Regions from separate parts of the Mus musculus genome. Here region 1 is linked to region 2. The links are chromatin loops, found by intact Hi-C in ENCODE. Cell type or tissue: heart. All regions are shown on one strand. Each heading gives the region's core, and the rest is flanking DNA. Links, peaks and the distances in the headings are about the cores only.

Evidence for each region. Hi-C counts contacts between places; a loop is a spot of excess contacts. Peaks named below come from ENCODE experiments on the same cell type or tissue, not always from the same donor. Only the 100,000 strongest peaks of a DNase experiment are listed, where the experiment ranks them.
Region 1: a loop joins it to region 2, with 5 times the contacts of the local background. A loop is called at or near these places in 6 of 42 quality-filtered maps.

What each region holds. Positions count from the first base shown.
Region 1 is chr13:60,170,025-60,182,091 of GRCm38, forward strand. It overlaps Gas1 (growth arrest specific 1), which reads right to left and starts at 7,511. Exons shown (of 1, transcript NM_008086.2): 1 at 4,381-7,511. The coding sequence starts at 6,917. The coding sequence ends at 5,763. In heart, for the core only: CTCF peaks have their summits at 5,009, 5,927 and 7,397; DNase peaks (open chromatin) are centred at 5,807, 6,497, 7,647, 8,627 and 1 weaker place; H3K4me3 peaks cover 5,000 bases; H3K27ac peaks cover 4,263 bases.
Region 2 is chr13:59,947,006-59,959,072 of GRCm38, forward strand. No RefSeq gene overlaps it. Among named protein-coding and RNA genes, the nearest start is that of Gm19866, 37 kb to the left of the region's middle. In heart, for the core only: a CTCF peak has its summit at 5,990 (motif pointing right); no DNase peak of the experiment used is centred there.

The sequences.
Region 1 (12,067 bases), core at 3,866-8,865, 220 kb after region 2:
GAGAAGGTCTTTCTATTATGTAGTTCTGACTGTCCTGTAATTCACAGTGTAAACCAGGCTGGACTTGAACTCATTCTGCTTGCCTCTGCCATCTCCTGAGTGCTGGGACTAAAAGTAAGAGCCACCATACCCCGCCAGAAAAGCTATTTTCAAATACTCTTGCAGGAAAATGCTCCAAATAGGTGGACTCTTTGATGAGTAAGAAGCAGCAGGCTAAGAGGAACAGCAAGTGATGTAGCAAAAGAATTATGTCTAAGAAAGGGTCACATCTCACGGACATAGTGCTTGATCAGGATGAAATATCTAGTAAGAGTCATTTGTGGAATGTTGCCCTCTCCGGTATTCGGAAACCAGTATCCAAGACCTTACACACTTTATGCACCTTACTAAGGACACTCCCTGGTAACAGAAGATCACAAAGTATCCACAGTGGCGGTGCTGGTGAAAGATACTGTTTTATCTTTGGTCATAAATGAAGATGCCTTCGATGTAATTGTGTATATTTACCTGTCTTTATCTGTCCACAGACTTCAGATCCCTTCAGTTTGCTTAAAGAGACTCTGTCCAAACTCTGCAGGAGATACAGTAAAATGGTAGAGTCTTTGATGCATTTTAAAAACTGTAAAACAGTCTTTTGGAAATGTCATGTAAAAAAAAAAAGAAAAAAGAAAAGAAAGAAAGGGAAAAAGAAAGGAAAAAAGAAAGAAAGAAGGAAGGAAAGAGAGAAGAAAGAAAGGAAGGAAGGGAGGGAGGGAGGGAGAGAGAGAGAGAGAGAGAGAGAGAGAGAGAGAGAGAGAGAGAGAGAGAGAGAGAAAGAAAGAAAGAAAGGAAGGAAGGAAGGAACTCGGGGCCCTGGTTGGAAACCCTTCTCCATTTTCAGCAGCCCTCCAGCTTCCTCCTGAATTTTACTCAGGGTTTAGAGGTAGCCCTCCAAAATATTAGCTGAGAGCTTCCTCGGAAAGCAAATCTTTCCCACATCCTTTCCTGCAGTTCCTCTTTAAGAGGTGTCAGCATGGTTGAAAGAATGAAGTGGCCTCACATTGTCTGGCCCTGCCATTATGTGCGCAACATTTCCATAACAAAGGTGCCACTCGACTTCTCCCCGATTAATGCAGCTCGAGGGCTCTTGTCGCCTTTAATAAAACATTGTTGAAATCATTTATTTAGAGCCCCTGGTTACTAGTGGGAGAATGACCATCTTTGTGCCAAAATATAGTGTATACAGTCCACTATTTTGTAGTAGATCATTGTGTTATTTACGAAATTGATTAAACGGATGCCTCAGGGGGTACTGATGCAAACAGCACATTACTTATGTCATTGGGATCGTCAAGAGTGAACTTTGTCAACTCCCTTCCAGAAGCAATCTCTCAAACAGAATACACTGATGTCCAACTTAACCGGCACGCACTGAGCCCCACTGGAAACTCAACCCAGGCCACACTGCTTGTGTAACCTGACGCTCTCCCACCATTCTCCTTGGAGTAGCTGGGAGAGAGCCAGGTCAACTGACAACATTTCCCATGTTTCTTGGTGCGTGGGGTCAAAGAACAATGGCGGTGCGCACGTTCTTCCCTTTTGTGCCTAGGAAAAGGAGACACGGACCATATATTTTGGGAGCGTTCACAGCGCAGTCTCAATGCTTATACAGCGAAGCCCAGGTTGGAAAGCCGAGGATTTGTTAGATGTTTCTAGAAGTTCTCAGGACCCTCTAAGGTCTCCTGATTTTGGATCCTGTGTAATGTTGCTGGAATGAGGTAGAGGCATGAGCTTGAGGTAAGGAAGGGACAAACCCTCCCCACTCTAGGTCACGTGGTGGTTTCTCTTGCTTTCTACCACCCTTCATTCTCTAGGGTAGGGAGGAACGTTGCTGTCTTCATGTGGACTCCACTGGGCACCCGTGATCCCCTCAAGACATGTTAGATCTCAATGGGCCATTCGCTCTGTGGCACTTAGGGGCCAGGAGCTGCTTCCATCCTTATGGGCGACTGTAGGAGTTCTACTCGGGTGTAGGGGTGTCCTCTGAGTAGACAAGTTCACTTCCCTAGGGCCATTTTCCCACTTTACATACGGGGCTTGCGTGTGTACATTGCTATATATTGTTAGAAATCAACAGGGACCTTATGCTATATCCATTGTGATCATATACAAAAGCCTTGCTGTGTGCTCGGGCGAGCAGTGAAGCTGAACCTCTTTCTATTTACTGTATGGTCACTTCAGTTCAATGAACTGCCCCCCTTGTTCTTGACCATTGTCCCACACTCCCTTAAACATTTGTCACTGAAGTGCCTCCAAAGACAAATGAACCGTCACAGAGAATCACAACCTACTAACTGGGGAGACAGGAACAGCCTGGAGGACAGATTAGACCTGAAATCCAAACCCTGTCTCTCATGGCGTGGGGGCTGGGGGAACTTCTTGGAAATTCTCCAGCAAAGCCCCAAACTACCTTTTTCTCTCATTAATGGCACTTCCAGGCATCTCCAGGAGACATTGGAGCCTGCCAAATGTCCAGAATTCCAAAGGCCTCCCTGGAGACACCGAGATATTGCAGATGTCAACATCTGCAAAAATCTTTTCTGTCTAGAAGCAGATGGCTGATGGGTGGTATAAAGATGCCACACTCTTGAAGCCCACTGCCCTGGCAGGATCTTTGCAGTCTGCTCTGACATCCACCAGGTCTTTCCAGAGGCTGGGCACACGGGGCTGCAGCCTTTGCTTTTTTTAAGGGAGAAGGCATAAAGTCCCCTCTGGCCGAGGGTGAGCTGAGACGATTTATTCTAGGCAGATGCTTCTGACAGGGCTCTGTAAAAATCAAGTTGTGAGTTTATTGTTAACAGTTAGTTGTCGGGCCTTTCCTGGTGCTGCCTTTGACTTATTACTGGGGGAAGCTGGACCTTTTACTGTGACAAAGACTTAACTTTTAGTGGGGAATGTGTTAAAATAGCAGCGGTGGAGATTTAAACACATTTAAGCAAAAGAGCAGGAGCACTACTAACCTGTAGTCTCTTCATTTTTTTTAAAAGCAGTTGATTTCCCTTACAAGCCTCTAGAATATTCTTTGTTCTGTTCTAAAACCAACCAACCAACCAACCAACCAAACAACCAACCAACCAAACAAACAAACAAACAAACAAACAAACAAAAAACTGTTCTAGGCTTTGTCTTAGTATTATCTTTACTGAACTATCAGTCACTTTCCTGGGCTCCATGCTGATGACAGCTACAGGGTGGGGGTGGATCTTGGTTTTGGGGACCTGAAGAGGGGTTTGGACTCCCTCCCTAATAGCTGGGAAAAGAGAGAGGCTTGAAAAAAAAAGCCTCAGAAGTAGGGGTGGGAGCAGGTGGGAAAGGGCACAATTTGGTTAATTACCTCAGGCAGCAGAGAAATCTAGTTGTTTTCTCAGCCCATGCTAATATCAAATAAAGAGACACCAGATCTTGCTAATCTGTCGACCCCCTCAGACAAAGTTTATTTGTGGTGACTTTTTAAACTCCCGACTTGCCTTCCAATCACCGAGTTTAAAATGAAAAGCTTTAAATAAACACCAGGAATAGAAGATAAATAAACTTTTTTTCCCCCTTGCAAGTGCCTAGCCTGCCGAGGTTCAGGCTCAAATCCCCAGAGGACAGAGTGCTCTCTTTTGTGTTAATGTTTAAAAGATTTTCCAATGCTGGAGTTTATTCCTACTGCAAACATTTCTATTTACAAGGTCAAGTGTATCAGCACTCGACACAGCTTAAGAGTGTAATTATTTATGTAAGGGCGTTTGAGTGTGTGTGTATCAGGAGCTTGGCGGAAGCCCAGCCTTCAATCCACTGTTCAACAGCTCCTCAGGACAATATTACCAGTCCTGGTGATTACTCCCCTCCACGCCGTGTTTACTTTTGCACGCCTCAATGTTTTGTAACAAAATTTTGTATTTTTTTTTTCACCAAAAGTGTGAAAATGGCTTTGAAGTATTGAGTCTCAGAGGCTTCCTAGACCTATTGGGAACAGATGTTATTGGCATGTTTGATTGAATGAGAAGGCAGAGAGGACACTCCTGGGGGTCAGGAGAAAAGGGGAGGGGGGTGCACAGGGTGGGTCTCCCAGGGAGGGGGAGGCTATCCTCACACAAGAGACAGAGTATTTTGTGAATTTTCTTCACAAATGACAACAGCAGCAGAGGCCAGTTACAAATTCTTTTTAGCTGCCCCATTTACGGACGTCTAATTGTTCATTAAATTAAAGGCAGCATTAGCTCACACTCTGCCTTGTGCTGCGTTTTAATCTCACTTGAAGCTGGATGGACTTCCAGTGCCCCCTCCCTCCACAGCCCTCCCACCTCATCACTGGGTTAAATGCAGTGTAACTGTCGAAAGCAACTGCACCATAGACACTGTTTAAACTCTTTACTGGTGTGTGCATTTTTAATAAAACAACCAAAAATACACAAAGTCATAGTTTTTTTTTTTTAAACACGGGATTTAAAAAAATGATGTCTATAAAAATACAATGTTTAAGGCAGTTTGGAAATGCATTTATACATTTCTACAATGTCCATAAATTCTCTTGAAAATAAGAACGTTACTTCAAATCTGTAAAATACACTGTACATTCTTCTACACAGGGCACATTTCAAAATGGGCTGCGGGAGCGGGTTCCTGGTGAGCAATGTATTCTATACATTTCTTGGATGGGCTGCAGGAGTGGATTCCTCATGACCAATGTATTCTATACATTTCTTGGATAGGGGAGATACAACAATGATGCAGATTTAAAACTTTTAATTTCTTTTTTTAAAAATAAATTATTTTCTGAAGCATACAATTTATAAAAAATTCTATATACAAAGTACAGCAACTGGTAAGAAACCCCAGTTTTAATACAGTTTATATACGACGTACCAGGGTGGAAGACCCTGATAGGGGCAGAGGTAATATTCAATCTCTGCATATTCAAATTTAGAATTTCTTGGTGGAGGGAAAAAAAAAAAAGGACAACAGAACAAACATCATAGAGGTTTTCCTAGATGGCAGTACCGAGCTTTAGGATAAAAAACATGCATTGTTCAACACCATGGTAACTTTTTTTCTTCTTTTGGATCCTTAATTCTAAGACACGTGGTGCAGAGGGATCAGAATGGTGGCAGGAAAATTAAAGGTGAAGGGTTAGGAATATAATGCAGTTGTAATTTCGGGGAAGCCCCTCCCCCCCCCAAAGGCAATCGCCAGCTCCACACTGAGCATTACCGATGGATAGATACACCAAGAGCACAGGAATGAATCGGTAAGGGGAACTTTTCTATTTACTTACGATTGCTGTGTTTCTCAGTGGTCACAAGCAATTTAAGTCGTTACCAGTACTATGTGTTCCCTCACCGGAAAACAGTTTAAAAACAAAACAAACAGACAAATAAAAACCCGGCCCCTTTGCAAACCTAATTCCCTCAACATCCCTTCTCCAAGTCCATTGGAACTTGAAAGACCCCCACCGTTCAGCACTCTGAGTCTAGGCCTCCTTTGCTTTTGCAGGGTGTCCCGAATTCTGCAGATTAGAGCTGGCAGTATAGATCAGCCGGTTATCTCTGCAGCCTGGAAAACCGCACAGAAGAGGGCCGAACATGTTGGCTGCGGTACGAGCTGGGCCCTGTCCACCCAGGAAGAGTGTGGGTCAGTGTTCCCGACCATCTCCGGTCTCCGAGCCACAGGTGCCCTGCTCGGGAACCAGCTGGGTCGTGCATACCGGCCTGGAGCAGCCTGCAGCAGGGGCGCAGGAGCTACAAGTGTGACCCGAGCAGCAGGAGCAACAGCAGCAGCAAACAGGCAAACGGGGTCCAGGCGCTTCGATTCGCCCAGTGGCCTCCACTGCCGCTGCTGCTGCTCCTGCGCCCGGGACCGTGGGGCAAGTCTCCGCGGCCGCCCGCCGCAGCAGCGCCGCCGCCCGGGCGCGCAAGGCCGTCGTCGTCGTCCAGGGGTTGCTCGCCGCCCGCGGCCCCAGCGCGCTGCTCGTCGTCATATTCTTCGTCGTAGTAGTCGTCCAGGCCCCCGTCCGAGCCGCTGCTGCCCGGACCGTTGCTCGCATCTGGGCCGAAGCACAGGCGGGCCATGTTCTCTTTGACCGATTCGCAGATGGGCCGCTCCAGCCCATCGCACACGCAGTCGTTGAGCAGCGCCGCCTTGGGCACGGCCAGCATGTCCTCGATGACCGCGCGGCACTCGTCTGTGCAGCGCAGCCCGTTGAAAAGCTTGCCGCAGTAGGCCAGGTAGCGGCTGAGCGCCAGGTTGCAGCGGCTGTCCCGGTCGCAGCGCCGCCGGGCCTCAGTGCAGCCCATGACCGAGCCCGCTCCCGCGCCCGGGCCCACGCTGCTGGTGCGCGGCAGACAGGGCTCGATGGCGCGCTTGGTGGACCTGCAGTGTTCGTCCTGCGCGCAGTCGCAGTCCTCCAGCGCGGGCCCGCGGCGCGTGTGGTTGAGCTGGATAAGCGCCGAGATGCAGTGGCTCGGGCAGCGCCAGCGCGGCGAGGACGCGGCCGAGGCGGGGAAGGCGCCGGCGGGCCCCGGAGCATCAGCCCCGCCGCGCTGCGCTAGCACCGGCGCACAAGCCTCGGCGTACTGGCTGTAGGCGTAGCTGCAGTCGGGCTCGCCCTGACACTGCAGCAGCGCCTGCCAGCAGATGAGGCGGCGGCCGTGCGCTAGCCCCGAGCCCCGCGGTGCCGAGCACAGCAGCTGCAGCAGCGCCATCAGGCACAGCAAGGCGCCCGGCAAGGTCCCCGTGCGGGCCCCGGCGCCGCCCAGCAGCGCGGCTAGCATCGCGGGCAGCAGCGGCCGCCGGACGCGGTGCGGAGCGGAGACGAGGCTCGGGTGGCGGCCGCGGGGCCGCTGGAAAAGTTTGTCCGAGTTCCGCGCACTTCTGGCATGGGCGTCCTCATCCATCCATGCCGGCGGCCCCGCGGCTGGTAAAGGCGGGTGTTCGCTCCGGCACCGCGGCCGGGGCTCCCTGAGAAGCGCGGCGACGCAGGTCCGGGTCCGGTAGACGGTTGGAGGCGCTCAGTGCCGTTCCGGGGGGACGCGGCGAAGCTGCAGGAGCGCGCGGCGCCGGGGGTGCATGGTGCTAGGCGCCTGCAGACAGTCGTGCGGCCGGCGGCTCCTCGGTTCCCGGCTCAGCGGCGCGTAGCACTTCGCAGCTCTGGCATCCCGCCTTCCCGCGGCCAGGACGCTTGGTCCCCTCCCCCTCTACCCCGGTCTGGGCCGCGCTCCGGGAAGTTCTGGGCGCCAGGCGCAGGGAGGACCCCGAAACTCGGAGCGTTTCTCTGCTCCGAGACCCGGAGCTTGGGGAGCGGATCCGCGGAGCCCGGCTGCGGACTAGCTCGCCGCGAGGCTTTAAATACAAAAGTGGGCCGGGAGCCCCCGTGTGGTGCCGCGGCGCCCCCTCATTATGCATGCATAGAAAAGCAAACAAACAAAAACATTAGCAACGCTCCTCCGGCTCGCCGAGCCCTGGCCCCGCGCGCTCCAGGCTTGCCCGCTTTCTCCTTTCTCCACTCTCCGGCGCCCTTTGCTCGGCCCCCTTCCCCGGCTTTGCGAGCTGCTATTGGTCCAGCCTGTTGTTGTTGAAACTTTTTTTTTTTTTTCCGAGCCGCTGGAGTGGGGCTGCAGAGTGGGGGAGGGCGGTGGGCAGCTCACATTCAGGCATTCAGGGCTTGAAAGGAACGGCTTAGGGAGCCTGACACAGGCCCAGCTCCTCCCACTCTTCAGGAGGCTGGGATACCGAACCCCAGCTCGCGCACAGAGCCAGCGGGCAGGGCTTAGGGCCAGCTGCCTGCATCCGGCTCAGCCACCGGCCTTTTTGTTCCCTTCCTCCGCCCCCTTTTTGTTTGGGTGGGGGGACACTTTTATTAATTCTTACTGATCCCCCATCTTTGCATCCGAGAAAGTTCGAAAGTCACTTTAATTTTCAGGCTCCTCATCTCTGAGTTCTGATCACCTCGGGGGGTATAGCGAAGGCAGGGAGTTTTGAGAATTCATTGTAAGACTTTAAAAACTTAGACACAGATTGCGCGCGCGGGCACACACGGGTTCTCTCTCTCTCTCTCTGTCTCTGTCTCTGTCTGTCTCTCTCTGTCTCTCTCTCTGTCTGTCTCTCTCTCTGTCTCTCTCTGTCTGTCTCTCTCTCTGTCTCTCTCTCTCTCTCTCTCTCTCTCTCTCTCTCTCTCTCTCTCTCTCTCTCTCTCTCACACACACACACACACACCGAGCCACCATCACAACCACGACCTCTACCACCACCACAAGAAGGACACTTTCCACCAGCTTTCAGTCCCCCTTTCCGGCAGGTAAGGCCCTCGCACTGGACATCGTTTTCAAACTAAGAAATCCAAAGAACTGAAACTATTTCTTTACTCACGATTTTTTTTTTTAAATACGAACGGCAATGACAAATCTTAGCATTAAAAACCCTGGGAATGCTGAGCGCTACCACCTGGCTGCAGTTACAGCACAGAGGACGAGGGTAAATTGACCCGCTACGTGCTTTAAACTGCACGTTTCAGTTCCTCGCTGTGTTTAAAGCAAAAGCCACCAGCAGAGCGGGCTTTGCAGTCAGAGCAGGACTCTCTCAAGCGACCTTAACTGTGGCGCAATGCAGCTTTTGGCCACTAGAGGCACCGCGAGTCTGTGGCCTGTCAAAAACTGGCTCCTTCCTCTCCCCTTTCCATGGTGAGACTATCAACTCAGTCTGTCACAAAATTTAAGGCTAAATCGCTGCTGAAGCAAAGGAAGCCCCAGCTGCAGTGCGTTCAGAAAGTGGACTGTCCACCTCTCCAAAGAGTTAAAGAGTTTGAAAGGGCGAGAGTGAGGGCCTGACGGATTAACCTGGCTTTTGGGAAAAGCTGGCTGCCTAGGCTGAGGAAGCTGTCTCTGAAACCTCACAGGATGAGAGAGGCAGACTGAGCTGTGTGAAGCCACCGTGCTCCTACCCTAACCCTAATTCATGGTTAGGACCATGAATTTAGTAATAGAAAACAAACGCAAATCTATCCTTAAAAACTAGCCAGATGTGGTACAGCAAGCCTGTTTATCCCAGGCAGAAGCGGGAGGATCGCTGCAAGTTTAAGGACAGCTAGTTAGATCCTGAGAGCTCCAGGCCACTTGCTTTGAGGTCAGATTGCTCACTTGCTAAGGTCCTTTTTTATCCTTAACAATCTGTGATCCTGAGCTCCTAAGAAGAAAGCCAGCCCTGGGATGCATCTTCTGGCTTCTTTAGAGAGCTCTCAAGACACCCTGCAGGAGAATCATCTGGAGACCTTGTGTTCATATCTGGATTCCTAACTCTTTGAATCTCTGACAGCTAAAACCCTGGAGGGCCTGAAAGTCTGCATTTCCAACAAGATTTAAGGCGGTGTGTGTGTGTGTGTGTGTGTGTGTGTGTGTGCGTGCGTGTGTGTGCGTGTGTGTGTGTGCGCGCGCGCGCGTGTGTGTGTGTGCGTGTGCGTGTGTGTGCATGTGCGTGCGTGCGCGTGTGCGTGTGCGCGCGTGCGTGTGTGCGTGCGTGCGTGTGTGTGTGTGTGTGTGTGTGTGTGTGTGTGTGTGTGTGTGTGTATGCGCGCGTGCGTGCAGTGTTACTGATGCTTCAGAGCTGCTTACTGGGGGAATGTTCTGACTGTGTTTGTTCTAAAGGTTACAAATAGTTCACCTTTGCTGGTCACATGAATCCATCTTAGCCTTGATTCAGGTCTCAGTGGGAGCTAAGGGAGGTCACGAGTGCTCATCCTGAAGACATCTTTACAGACTCATGGCCTTGACGTGGAAGGCCAGAGGAACAGGCAGCCACAGCAGGCTGTGTGCATTCCCCTCTTTCAAATATAGGCTTTCCTGGGTCCTGGGCTTTCACTCTTTAAGGACACCATGTCTATGGATTCTCCGTTCCCTCCTTCCTTCCCTGTCCCTTCTCTCCCTCCTCCCCTCTCCCGTTTCTCCCTCCCTCCTTCCCTTCCTCCTTCTTCCCCCTCCCTTCCTCCCTCCCTCCTCCCCTCCCTCCCTCTTTCCATCCTTCCCCCCCCCCACCTCTCCTCTTATTGACTTCTCACTCCTGAAGTCCCACCTGGCATTTTACTCCCCAGTAGTTTCAGAGTATCAGTCCATGATTAGCATGGTGGGGAAGAGTGGTAGCAGGCAGGCATGGTGCTGGAGTGGTGGCTGAGAGCTCACATATGATCCTCAGTTGTAGACACAGGCTAGAGGAATTACAAGGAGGAATCGGAACTGGGTGAGGAATAGAACTGAAAGGGACACTTGCTCTCATGATGGTGTCTACCTTAGAGTTTCTGTAGCCATGCATAGATACCATGACCATGGCAACTCTTATAAAGGAATGCATTTAATTGGGGCTGGCTTACAGTTTAGAGGTTTGGTCCATTATTGTCATAGAGGCATGGCAGCATGCAGGCAGGCATGGTGATGGAGAAGGATCTGAGAATTCCAAAGGCATCAGAAAGAGACACTGGGCCTAGCTTAAGTATCTGAAACCTCAAAATCTGCCCCCCCCCCCCCCCCGCCCAGTGACACACTTCCTTCAACAAGGCCACATCTACTCCAACAAAGCCATGCCTCCTAACAGTGCCACTCCCTATGAGTCTTTGGGTCATTTTCATTCAAACAACCACAGTGCTATTAGGAGCCAAGGTCCTTCTTTTTAAAAAGCTAAACAGTAGACACATTACTAATATTTTCTGAGCTCTGGTATTGTCCCAAGAAGAACAATAAATCTTAGCCCAGTCAACCCAAAGTACCATTAAGAATAACACAGGATGTGGGCTTAAGACCACATTTAATATGGTTCTGTATGTGGTGGGAGATGACAAAATGCTTCCCATCATAACCAAAAGATGGAAATTGCTGGTATCTAGGGGGATTCCTCTCTCTCTCTCTCTCTCTCTCTCTCTCTCTCTCTCTCTGTCTCTCTGTCTCTGTCTCTCTCTCTCTCTCTCTCTCTCTCTCTCTCTCTCTCACACACACACACACACACACCCCTAATGGAGTGGTTTAGATGGAGCATGACAACTTCTTGACTTCTTAAGCCAGCTTGTAAACTCAGAACTGGCACACATCATTTGTTCTATAGAAAAACCAACAGAGACCCATGTCCTTAAAGAAAAAGAGAGTTCTGAAATCCTCATGCGTGAAATGAGACTTACATTGGTGAACATGGGTCCCCCCTCTTGAAGTTAGAGGAAAGTGAACTAGGAATTTAGTAGTGCTCTAGCTGGCTGGCTGAATTGTCAAGAGTCATTAAAACACAGGCATCTTAAGTGGTAGATCCACAATAACTTGCTTTGTTTATTGTTGCTTTTGATGACCAAAAAATACGAAGGCTTTTGTGTGAGGCAAACACTCAGTAGGTCTGAAAATCATTGACTGTTGAACTCTACATTTCACACGTTGGATGCCTAGCTCATTCATCCCCAAGGCCATTGTTATCACTTCTCTGCTGCTTCCTAGAAAGGAAGTAACTTGTTGGAAAAACGGGAAGAACAGATATTCCAACAGGAAATGAACCCTCGACTTGATCAACCAGGTCAAGTCATGGGCTCATGACCAACAAGCCAGGTCAAAGTCATGTCAGAGACAAAACAACTCCAGTCATTAGTCTTGTCTCTTTCAAAGGCTATCTCCATGTGCGCTGGAGGTCTGGTAATTCTAAGGAAAGTTTGCTCCAGTCCACACTTCCTCGCTCTTCACTGCTTCCGGTTCCGTGGATGCTTTCGTCCTTGCTGAACAGCAGTGTGTGTCTTTCAAGTCATCCTGCAGGCCACAAGTTCTCAAGCAGGGAAGCATCTGAGAGGCACACGCTTGCTTTTTCAAAGCACATATGTCTGAGACTAACGCCACTGCACTTCAGTTTCTCTCCGGGGACCATGGGATGTGGAGGTGGGTGGGCTGGTGTATATTTCTTAAGCATATCTCTGCTTAACTAATCACTTTTGTGATTAGTAAACTTTCAAACTTCATAGATGGAATTATAGAATTATCTCTGGGGGGAAATGATAACTTTTGTTTTTTTAAGTATTGACAAGCAAGTAAACAAA
Region 2 (12,067 bases), core at 3,067-8,066:
CTGTCCGTGCCCTTGGACATTGTGTCAGTCCTCAGGGAGAAAATCAAATGCTTTTGCTGCTGACGTTTTTTTCTCAAAGTAAGGACGTGCACATGTGAGTGTATGCATGTGTGAGTGTGTGCATGTGTGAGTGTGTGTGCACATGTGAGTGTGTGCATGCATGTGCATGTGTGAGTGTGTGTGCACGTGTGTGCATGTGTGAGTATGTGTGCACACATGTGTGTGTGTGTTTGTGTGTGTTTGCATGTGTGCATATGTGTGTGTATGTGTGCACATGGGTGTGTGCATGTGTGAATGTGCATGTGTGCGTGTATGTATGTGTGCATGCGTGTGTGTGTGTGTGTGTGTATATATACACATGGATTCTGAGAACAATGCTGGGTATCATTCTCAGAAACACTGTCCACATTATTAAAGATAGGGCTTCTCATTGGCCTGCAGCTAAGTAATTATTCTAGACTGGCTGGTCAGCGAACCTCGAGGACCCTCCTGGCTCCACCTCCTCAGCTATGTAGCTCTGAGCACAGGACATCCCAGGATTCTGGGCATGGAACCCTGGTCCTTGTGCTTGCACTGGTTTTCTGCTCAGTGACTCCAGTAATCAACTAAGCAAGCCCTGCATACATCTGGCCCAGGGCCTGAACAGAGATGAGCAGCTGGAGAAGGGAGCAGCTGCAGACCTGGCTCCTGCCCTATGTCCTCCGACAGGAGCATGACCCTCACCGTAGCTAAGGAGAGCCCTCCGCTGACTTGTGTGTAGCTGTGACTGCTGCTTTCCTTTCTTCCCAAATCTCCCAGAACACCTCATGTGGCTGTCTCCATTCTAGTTTGTGTCTTTTAGAATTCTTATTCTTCTTATTACCATTGATCACATGGCTGTGATGTCCTATTTATTTCTTGCTACACTATGGCGGGACAGTGCAGCTATGTCTAGCGGTCCTCAGCTAACTATGCCTACATTTTGTGCCTTTCTTCCTTTGGGACAATATAAAGTTAACCCAGGGAGCCGTTCCTCATAAATAAAGAGACCCAAATGACTGAATTATAGCTTTACTGAAAACACGTTCTCCACAGGATGAGGATATGTGGTCATGCCACTCCCTAAGGCAAATAAACCCCCAACTAAAAACCTCCTGTGTCAACGCATCGGGGAGCGAGTGTGCGGTGATCTCACACACACTCGGCAGTGGGTCCGATGCTGAAGGATGTGCAGAGTGCAGGTGTCTCGCTGTCCCACCAGCCTTGTGCTGGTTTCTGGGGTTGAGCCAGCACATGGCAACAGTAGCTAGACAAGCTATTTGGGAACCTAAAGTGTTCCTTCCTTCACATCTCCACAATAGCTTTTGCAGAAGAAACATCACCTGTTGAAGGACCCTCTAGACCATATGGAAGGTGGTATCTAGTCATGGGTTTGCTTTTTAAAAAATAAGTTAAAAATTTTATTCCTTAATAATTTATATGTGTATGTATTTATTTGGGGGGGTGCAGTGGGTCTCTTCGTCCTCATCACCCTCTCTCACGCTTTTCCGTCTCCTACTGAAACCTTTCTTGCCAGCAAACCCCTTTCTGCTTTGGACTGTACTCCCTATTTATGTCTAATTATGGTTTTTGGCATGAACATGAGTTCGCGACTCGTTTACTGGAGCGTGGGCAGCTTATCAGCGGTCACATGATTAACAACACCCACAGCTCCAGTGGCTATTGACTGCTCACAGTCCCTCAGTGAGGGTGAAGGGTGGGGCCTGATGAGCCCCTCCCCAGCATTTGTGCATGATGAAATGGCGGGGGTCCCCGCCTTGAGTGCATGCTTCCAATTCTTAATCTCCCCCCTTGAAGGAGTTCCCTTAGTTCTGAAAGCTGCTTCAGTCTGCCCTGCCCAGTTCTGTGATCATACTTGCTGGCTGCAGAGCCTCACCTGACACCTCCTAAAATGACAGGGCGGGATGCGGATGATCCCTCATGCCGCTGATGGCTTACTGGTATGTGTGACTATGACAGATTAAATGACCAAGTTCCTGTCACCATCAAGTCTCTCTTCATGCTGTCGGGAGGCAAAGAGCTCTGTGTGGTCTGTAATGAGTGCCGAGTTCATCTTTGTCTCCTTCTCATCTGTATATTATTATTTCTCTCATCTCATGAAGTTTTATGGTCTTTTGCTGGGCTTTGTATTATCTTCAAAAAAACCCAATCTTCTTTTACATCCTTAAGGAAAAGGGAGTGCGTAGGTACATGCAAACGGATTATGACATCATCATGCAGAATTATGATAAGAGATGATGATAAGAGACCACCTTGCAATCACAGAGTATAAAATGAAGGTCCGTCGCTCCTTTGGTACTGAGTTTGCCTGAAGCACCAGGAAAAACAGTTCGTAGTGACAAGCCCTGGCGTGTCAGTCAGGGTGGGTAGGCTCGGTCTCACCCGAGGCAGCCTAATTTTATGCAGGTTTCAACGCTGGCTTCTTTCCTGACTTTCTGTAAGTACACTAAGCTGGTTCCCAACTTCGGAACTTAGCTGCTTGCTTTTCTGTGCCCTGAAACTGTACTCCTCCCACCCCCTAATTCACACTGCAAGGCTGTCCATCTCTTAGACAGATGCCTGTCATCCAACTTTCAAGACTCACTTCAAACCTCACCTCCTTGGCTCCAGTGCATGCTGGGTAGCCTGTACTGAAGTCTTGAGCGTCTCCATAGGGATCACCGTCAACTTTTAAAAGCATACTGTGCAGTTTCTTCAACCTTGTCAAAGCTCAGCTTGATGTGTTAGCTGTTGGACTTGCTACAGTTTCTATCAGCTGAGTTGGAGCTACACAGACATGCCTCACTTGATCGGCAGGCGCCGTGACACTCACACAAAGGCAGAAGCCCCCAAGAGTCTAAAATTGTTTTGAAAAGAACAAAGAGTGGAGCAATAGATGGCTTAGTGGGCATTGTGAAGCCTACGTGTTTCCACTGAAGGTATGAACCCTGCCATTTGAAAGTGGCTGGTAGGTCTGTTTTCTTTCTCACCTGGATCTCTGTGACTGGCAGATGCTGCATAGACTCTGGTGGCCCTGCAGGCGGCAGCTGATGCTGAGAGTACACACCCACCACAGCCTGAAGGTGAGCATCCCTTCTGAGCTTGCACATTTGCAGCGAGCTGCTCTTTGCCTGGGTAGCTAAGAATCTACAGCACAGCAGTTATTTATTTATGTCATGTTCTGTGGCTCTCCAGAGTATCTGTGCCCATCACCTGCACAAGCGTTCTCCTGTATGCGATCCCACACCCAACGTGTTGCCTTGGACAGGGAATTTGTATCACACTTGAAGAACAAGAGGCATTTTTATTTTTCTGCGTACTATTCTGACCTTCTGGTTGTTGTTGTCAGGCAAATGGTTGCAGAATGTCACCTTTGAAACAGCTACAGGAGCCATGGCATTTCACCCACATGATCTGATGTCAGAGTCCTTACTCAGCACAAACTGCTGATACTCCTTATGAAGCAAAGGTCATTAGCGCATGGCTCTCTGCCTTGGAGACTTGAATTCTTAAACCTAGCAAAATGCAAGAGCCGGTAGTTTGGTAAACAGGATTTGCAGCATCAAACTATGGTACCTGTTTTTGTGAGACAGGGCTTCACTCTGTAGCCTGCCCTGGAATTCATGTAGCCTAGACTGGCTTTGATCTGACTGCTCCAACCTCCTGAGTGCTGGGATAAAAGGCATGATGTACCATACCTGGCTTCAAGTCACTCAGTTTAAAACAGAAGAAACACATTTTTAGGTAGAATATTAATGCAACTTTATTCCTAAGACAGATATAGCTTGTATGTATTAATGAACTTGTATGTGTATCTGTGTGCTTGTATGTAAAACATGCATGTGGTATGTACACACGTTATATGGTTTTAGATGATTCTAGTACTAAAAAATAAGTCTTTACATGGCAAGAACAAATATATTTTCTTAATTATGTCATATATTTTAAACTTCTCAGGTTGCTTTCAAAAGATTAGTAGCTGCTGGGGTAGTGAACAAGTTTTACCTCAATTGTACCAGGCACAAATCTTCTCCCCTAAAAATAGAGTCTGTTGTGAACTTTACAACTTGCATTCTGTTCACATGCATTGAATCATTTGGCTGTCTCCATTTCATAGATAAAGAGACTGAGGCACGGGGAGATGACACAGGTGTTATGAGTAGGGCCAGGGTCTGCAGCAAGGGCCTCTTCAGAGCCCACTCTCAGGCTCTCTGAAAGTAGGATAAGTTCCTGAGGGAGTCTGACAATTTCATGTTGTGTTCAAGAGGGAGGAGGGGTGGCAGCAGTGTTAGTCGGTGAGGTTACCAGTCAGCAGTTCAGTGTACAGCCATGCCTTCTCAACACAGCTTCCCCCTCTGCAGTCCTAGTCATCTGACCCTAACCATTGTCCACGAATGTGAAGAAAAACCATGTTCTAAACTGTGTATAAGCCTGATGAGTGTATGATTGCTTGGTCTGTTCTACTCCGTGCGTCCAAGGTGTGAAAAAATCCCCCATGCTGGGTATCTATAACTCAGTGTTTGTGTTCAAGTGACCCCCTTTTTTATTTAATATTGGCTCCAAAGAATGGGAATAGTGATGTTTGTTAGTATCTTGCTATAGATTGGTATAGTTGTTCTATTTTTAATAGTTATTTTTGAGTGTGTGTGTGTGTGTGTGTGTGTGTGTGTGTGTGTGAGTGCAGGTGCCCACAGAGGTTAGAAGAGGGTGTTAAGTCATCAGAGCTGGATTTACAGGCAGATGTGAGCTGCCTGACATAGGTAATGGAGCTGAACTCAGGTCTTCTGCAAACACAGTATGGGCTCTTAACCACTGAACAGTCTCTCTGGCCCCTGTTAGTCTACCTCATTACGAGTAGCTGTTGTTGCTATTTCCCTATGCCTAACTTATTCTTTAGGCATAGGTGTATAAGCATAGAGATTAAACATGGGTGTGTAAACAGAGTAAACATAGGTTTGTAAGCATAGAGGTTCAACATAGGTGTGCAAGTACAGAGATTAGACAGAGCTGTGCAAGCATAGAGAACTCGGTCCGACCTCTGCTGAAGGGGTCTGGGGAAGTATCTTCTGAGGATAAGTGTGTGTATGAGAGAGAGAGATCAATGCACTGTCGTGATTCCAGGTTCTTGTAGCTAAAGCCAAAATGGAATCTGAGAGTGTAGAAGTCACTAGTCCAGAACTCCTGGTGCTGAGTTCACAGAGACCCACCATGCCAGTGTTTGGGGGAACACAATGCCCTCTTCGACCAGGAGAGCCTGGCCAGCCTTTATGTGGGAAAATGGCTGTAGTGTAGACTGAGCTCTGAGATCTCCTGCTCAGGGCTGCTGTTCCCTCAGCAGAGAAAGCAGGACTGTAAAGCACAGAGGAGCCCCTGTGGTGACAGGAGCACGGAGATGAGCCCCCCCAAGTGAGTGATAGGTGTTTGCTGCCCTCAGAAACATTCTTGGCATTTTATTTGAGAGAGATGCTTGGTGGCCAAAAATGCCCTGAGAATGCTTGTAAATAAATTCCTTAGTTTTTCAGAACATATCCTATCTTCTTTTTCTAAAAAGTGTTACCCTTTGAGGCTTATGCAGGTAAATTGCTTGCACACCAAGGTTTTTCCAGCTGAATATAACTTTAAAAAACAAACCAACATTCTTATTGTTTTGATGCGTGCAGTTATTTGCATGTGACTTGGCTGATACTGGGGCCTGCGTGTGCACTGAATGTGTTGTCGAGCTCCAGAGTGTACCATAGGAGCATTCATAAGGCCCTTTGCCCACGAAGGGAATCACTCATTCATTCAACAGATCATAGTTCATGATTAGCTCATGGGCTATGCCAGGATCTATGTTGGGGACTTAATGAATCAGGTTTGAACTCTCAGGGAACCCAGAACCCACCGGGAAAGTGATAGGGCAGGAACACTCGTTACACAGGGATATTGTAACCCAGTCGAAGTAAGATGGAGTGCTGTGGGCACCTGTTTCAGCAGGGGGCAGAAGTAGGCAGTGAAAGGCCTCTTGAGAAGACACCTGCACTGAATATTTGGTCTGAACAGAATTGCAAAGGAGGGGAAAGCCACAAGGATGCAAAGTTCAGGGCAGCCAGACAACATGGTGCTGTAGCTAAGCTGTTCAGAATGGTTACAGCGTCTGCAAGTGGGGAGTGGAGAGCTGTGGAACTAGATCATGGAGCCATGCTAACATGGTTGGATTTTCTTTTCTGGGTAGTGGGGAGCCAGTGAGGAACTTAGAACAGGAATTACCCACCACCCTCATTAGCATCCTGTCTAAGCTCCACCCCACAGTTACCTGGCAATAGCCAGGTACGGCTGACCCACTATAAAAGGGGCTGCTTGCCCCCTCCTTTCTCTCTTGCCCTTTGCCCTCTTGCTCTCCACTCTCTACTTTCTCTCTGCCTCTACTACCCTTTTAACTCCCCTCCCCATGCCCTGAATAAATTCTACTCTATACTATACTGTCCTGTGGCTGGTCCCTCATGGAAGAAGGGATGCCTCAGCATGGGCTAACTGCCGTTATTCTCCTCCGTAGGACATTCCACGTGCCAGGCAATATGTTACAGATTTCCCTGGCAATTTTGGGAGGTAGATATCATTTCCTACTTTTTCAGTGCAGACGATTAAGCTTGAGGCAGTAGTATACATGTATCAGTTAAAGCCCCAGTAACCACATTCCTCAGGCCTGCGTGGCTTAAACAACGAGATACATCCCCTCTGACCAGGGTGTCATCTGGGGCAGGCTCTTCTAGAACCTGTCCTGCCTCCTTCACTTTCAGAGGACCATGTTCTGCACATGCATTCCCATGATCACCCTGTGCCTGTGTCTTAACACCCCTCTTACAATGACACCAGTTATTTTGGGTCAGGGTCCATCTATACTGGTGACCTCATTTTTGTCAATGTGACACAAACCTAGTCACACCTGAGAAGAGGGAGCCCCAGTTGAGGAATTGCCTCACGTTGGCTTGTGGGCATTTTAACTTAATCCCCTCGGTAAAGATCTGAACTCTACCCATGTGAGAAGTAGCGTTTTCAAAGTCATAGAGCTTGAAAGTGGTGGTATATGGGATTGGACCCAGGGAACTCACCCAGGCCTGAGTTCTTACCATTGTAAACCTCAAATGTATGCTTTAGAAAGTGCTCAAACTGCTCTCTTGGTGACCTCATTTTTGTCAATGTGACACAAACCTAGACACACCTGAGAAGAGTGAGGTTGGAGCAAGAAGGACCCTAGGGAATGGGTTTGGCAAGAGTCTATCTGAGAGATAATCTAAGTGTGCCCTCCAAAAATCGCAAGCAGGCTATCCAGAAGTAGATAACTAAAGTTCCTGTTTGTGCGGGCTTTTGTCAACATGACACAAACTCAGACACACCTGGAAAGGGGGAGCCTCCATAGACAAATTGACTACAGCAGATTGGCTTGTGGGCATGTCTGTTCTCTGTAGTCTAGGGTTCATATCAGGGCCCCATGCATACTATGCAACTGTGTTACCTCTGACTTACATCCCTGGTCTCTGACTGTTCAGAGAATCGGGATTCAGTTCCTAGCTCCCACATAGAGGCTCACAATTGTCTATAACTCTAGTTCTGAGAAATCTGAAGCCCTTGTCTGGCCTCCATGGATCCAGGAAACACACAGAGCAAAATACCATCACATAAATAATTTTTTAAAAATGACACATCTATCCAAATCATTTATTTCATCTACTTATATCATCTAACTACCTATTATCTAGCCATTGTCTATTATCTACTATCTACCTACTATCTATCTATCTATCTATCTATCTATCTATCTATCTATCTATCTATCCACCTATTCATCATCTATCTATTGTCTACCTATTATCTATCTATCTATCTATCTATCTATCTATCTATCTATCTATCTATCTATCATCTATCTACTATCTACCTACCTACCAATATATCTATCCATCTACCTATCATCTAACTATCGCCTGTCTATCTATATACCTATCTCTCAGTCTATCTACCCATCTATCATCTATCTATTGTCTATCATCTGCCATCTATCTATCTATCTATCTATCTATCTATCTATCTATCATCTATCTATCTATCTATCTATCTATCTATCTATCTATCTATCTATCATCTATTTATCTACCTATCAATCTATCCACTACTATCCATCATCTATTTATCTACCTATCAATCTATCTATCTATCTATCTATCTATCTATCTATCTATCTATCTATCATCCATCTACCTATCAATATATCCATGTACCTATCATTTATCGACCATCTATCATCCATCCATCTATCTATCTATCTATCTATCTATCTATCTATCTATCTATCTATCTTTCATCTCTCTATCATCTCTCATCTCTTATTTGCCTTCTGCTTACCTGTCTACCCATCAGTTTTTATTCTTTTCTCTCTCTCTGTGTATTTGTTGAAATTCTCTGACAGTAATTATCTTTAGATACTTAACATTGCTTATTTCAGGTTTGTAAGATTTGATAATTTTTCTTGAAAGTTTCTAATTTGTTTAGTTTTCATGACTTTGACCAAATTATATGAGGTAAAATTAAGAGCTGTGGCTTTGACTTAGAATACAGTGCTTGCATGAGGCTCTAGGTTCCACAGCTACTACCACTACTTCCACCTCAGAAGACAAAGTTAGATGACTTTGTTAGTTAGATTTCAGTTTACTATGAACATGTGTCGAGTTAGAAGAGTGAGCCCATTAAAAAACTTCATAGCCATCATTTAGTACATGTATTAGATTTATATTTGAATACTGACTCTTTCCCAAAGTGAAGAACATCATGGCACTGGTTATACTGGCCCTAGAGAGCAGAGAACCCACTTAAAAGAATTCAGAAAACAGAAATTTTGTTGTGTGTTATATGTGCTGCTTGGATCTGTTGTAAAAGAAGCAAAATAAGTTGAAAATGAAATATAAGATGTGTTGAGATAGTCAGAGCCCAGGCTGAGTTCTTAGAAATTATGAAATTCACTTCAAGTCTGAAAAATGAGGCTTCACATTTTCATTTATGACCAGATGTACCCTGAAAGAAAAAGAAAAGTTTTAAGGAAATTGACTCAGACGTTGAGAGTAGAATGGTCCCAAGATGCTGGGGAGCAGGGGTGGGGAGGGGTGGGAGGTTGGGGGAGTAGGGGTGAGTAGGAGCCAGTCTGACTGGTCATAGCTAGTCTGATTCTGAGATTAGATTCTGAGAGGAGGGAGTCCTGGCAAGCCGTTGTATTTTAGGGCAGCTGAACATAAGGTGAATGGCATTCGTATCAAACCAAACCAAACAAGAAGAATGGATTCTGAGTGCCTTTACCATAGGAAGGTAGTCATAGACTGACTCTAGTGCCGGAAAGGTCCTCTCAACACTGAAGCTTTGGACAGGGGAGGACTTTTCACTGCAGTCCCCTTCCAAACCATGTAAGTATACACTGTTTATGCTTCAGTTAAATGGATTTTTAACTTTGTATTTTCAGCGCATGTCAGAGTTCAATCTTGCTATCCCCCTCCTCTGCCCCTCCTCCTTGACCTCTGCTCTCTCCTCTGTTTGCCTCTTGGCTCCTTCCCCTGGTTTCCTTCCACTCTGTTCTCATACACAGGGTGTACTGTCCTGATTGGCTGAGCCCTCCCTCCAGCTCCTGACAGAGGCAAGCTCTGCTCCAATGAAATGCATCTAAGTCAGGCCTCCCTATGTATAACCCATGTGTTTAGACTACCCATTAGAACAGGCATCACTTTTGGGAAATAGAGAGAGAGCTAAATGGTCCCTGACAGCCGTGGAGGGCAGAAAAGCACTCTGTCAATCAAAGAGCTGCGGTTAATATTGAGATTGCCTCTCTGAACGATGGAGTCTGCTTTATGGCAAATGTTAATCGGCCATAAACTTAACAAGACACCCCCCCCAACCCCCAATGCACACACTATCTTCCCTCTCCTTTTCCTCTGTCCTCCAAAACTCTGGTGTCCAGAGCTTTGTTTCCTAACCAACCACACAGGGCTCAGACCCCTTAGGGGAAAGTTCAAGGCTGTTGGGTGCAGCCTGGCCGTTGATGCCCCCGCTGAGCCTTGGACCCTTCATTTGTGGATATTGGTTTCTTTCTACAGCACTTTAATAAAGCATCGTCCTTTCTCCTTGGCTGTTGTGGCTGAATAACAAGGAGGACACAGGTAACAGGACTGGGTGACAAGCACAGAATAGGTTTGTTCAGGGCCTTCAGGATGGAAAAGCATCCCACAAATCTCAGTGGCCTTCCAGCCTGGCCCGTTCTGCCTAGCCTTCTCTGTCATCCAGGTCCTGTATCAGACTCTCAAGCCCACTTCTGTTTGCAAGCAACATCTGTGCTGCCTGTGAGTAGTAACATTTCACATGTCTTGTGAATTCCTGTGCTGTTTTCACTCCTACATGTGGCTGAATGTAATTTTTATCCCCCAGGTTCATGGCTCAGCAAAATTTCTCTTGATCTTTCATTTGTGTCTCTCAATGGTCTTGAAGCTCGTGCAACAGAATGTCTAGGTACATCCTGTCAGTAGACTCATGGTTTGGCTGTGCACTGGGCTGTGCACTATTTTGCAGGTGTTTTCAGACGCATTTGTTTGGTTTCTTTTTTACATTTATTTATTTGTTTGTTTGTTTGTTTATTTATTTATTTATTTAATGTATATGAGTATGCTGTACCTGTCTTCAGACACACCAGAAGAGGGCTTTAGATCCCTTTACAGATGGTTGTGAGCCACCATGTGGTTGCTGGGATTTGAACTCAGGACCTCTGGAAGAGCAGTCAGTGCTCTTAACCCCTGAGCCATCTCTCCCCTCCTGTTTGGTTTCGATATTGATGTAATGTGCTTGTTAAGGGCTGAGGTTATCCCTCCCACCTCCCAATGCCCTATTCAGAGCTGAACATGTTGCGGGTACTTGCATGATCATGGTGACACTTGTAAGGCAGGTGTGATGTCTATTCTGGGTTGTCAACTTGACTACATCTGGAATTGAAGTGACCAGGCACACCTGGGAGGGATTTTTCCCCCTTTGGTTGAATCATTTGAAGCTGGGAGACACACTTTTAATCTGGATCTTTTGAGGCGGGAAGATCCACCTTTAATCTGCATCACATCTTCTGCCACAGCCTATATAGAGGGTGTGGGAGAGAAAAGGCTTCTCTTCTTTGCCTGCTTGCTCTTGCTTTGCTTCCTTGGGATTCTGACATATACTGAAGACCAGCTAAGACATCCAACCTCGTGTGCTGAACAACTACTGAATTCATTGGTAGACAGCATTGTTGGACTAGCTGGACCACAGCCTGCAAGCCATTCTAATAAATTCTACCTCTATCTATCTATCTATCTATCTATCTATCTATCTATCTATCTATCTATCTATCTATCTATGCATGTATGTATATATCTATGTATGATGCATGCATCTATGTGTGTATACGTATTATGCATGCATGTATTAATGTATGCATCTAAGTATGTATGTATATATGTATGTATCCCTCCATCTATGTATGTATGTGTGCATGTATGTATGTATTCATGTATGTATTTAAGTATGCATGTATATGTATGTATGTTTCTACCTATTTATCTCTGTATGTATCTATGTATTATGCATGTATGTATCTATGTGTGTATATATGTATGTATGCATGCATGTATATAAGTATCTAAGTATCTATGTATGTTTGTATGTATCTATCCATCTATGTATGTATGTGTGCATGTATGCATGTATGTATGTATCTATGTATGTATGTATGTATGCATGTATCTATCCATCCATCCATGTATGTGTGCATGTATGCATATATGTATGTATGTATCTAAGTATGTATGTGCATATGTATGCATCTATGTATGTATGTATTGTTGTATTGTTATGTATATATGTATGTATGCATATATGCATATGTATTTATGTATGTATGCATGCACGCATGCATGTATGTATCTAAGTATGTATTCATCCATCCATCCATCCATCCATCCATCAATCCATCCATCTATCAGTTCTATTCCTTTAAAGAACTCTGACTAAC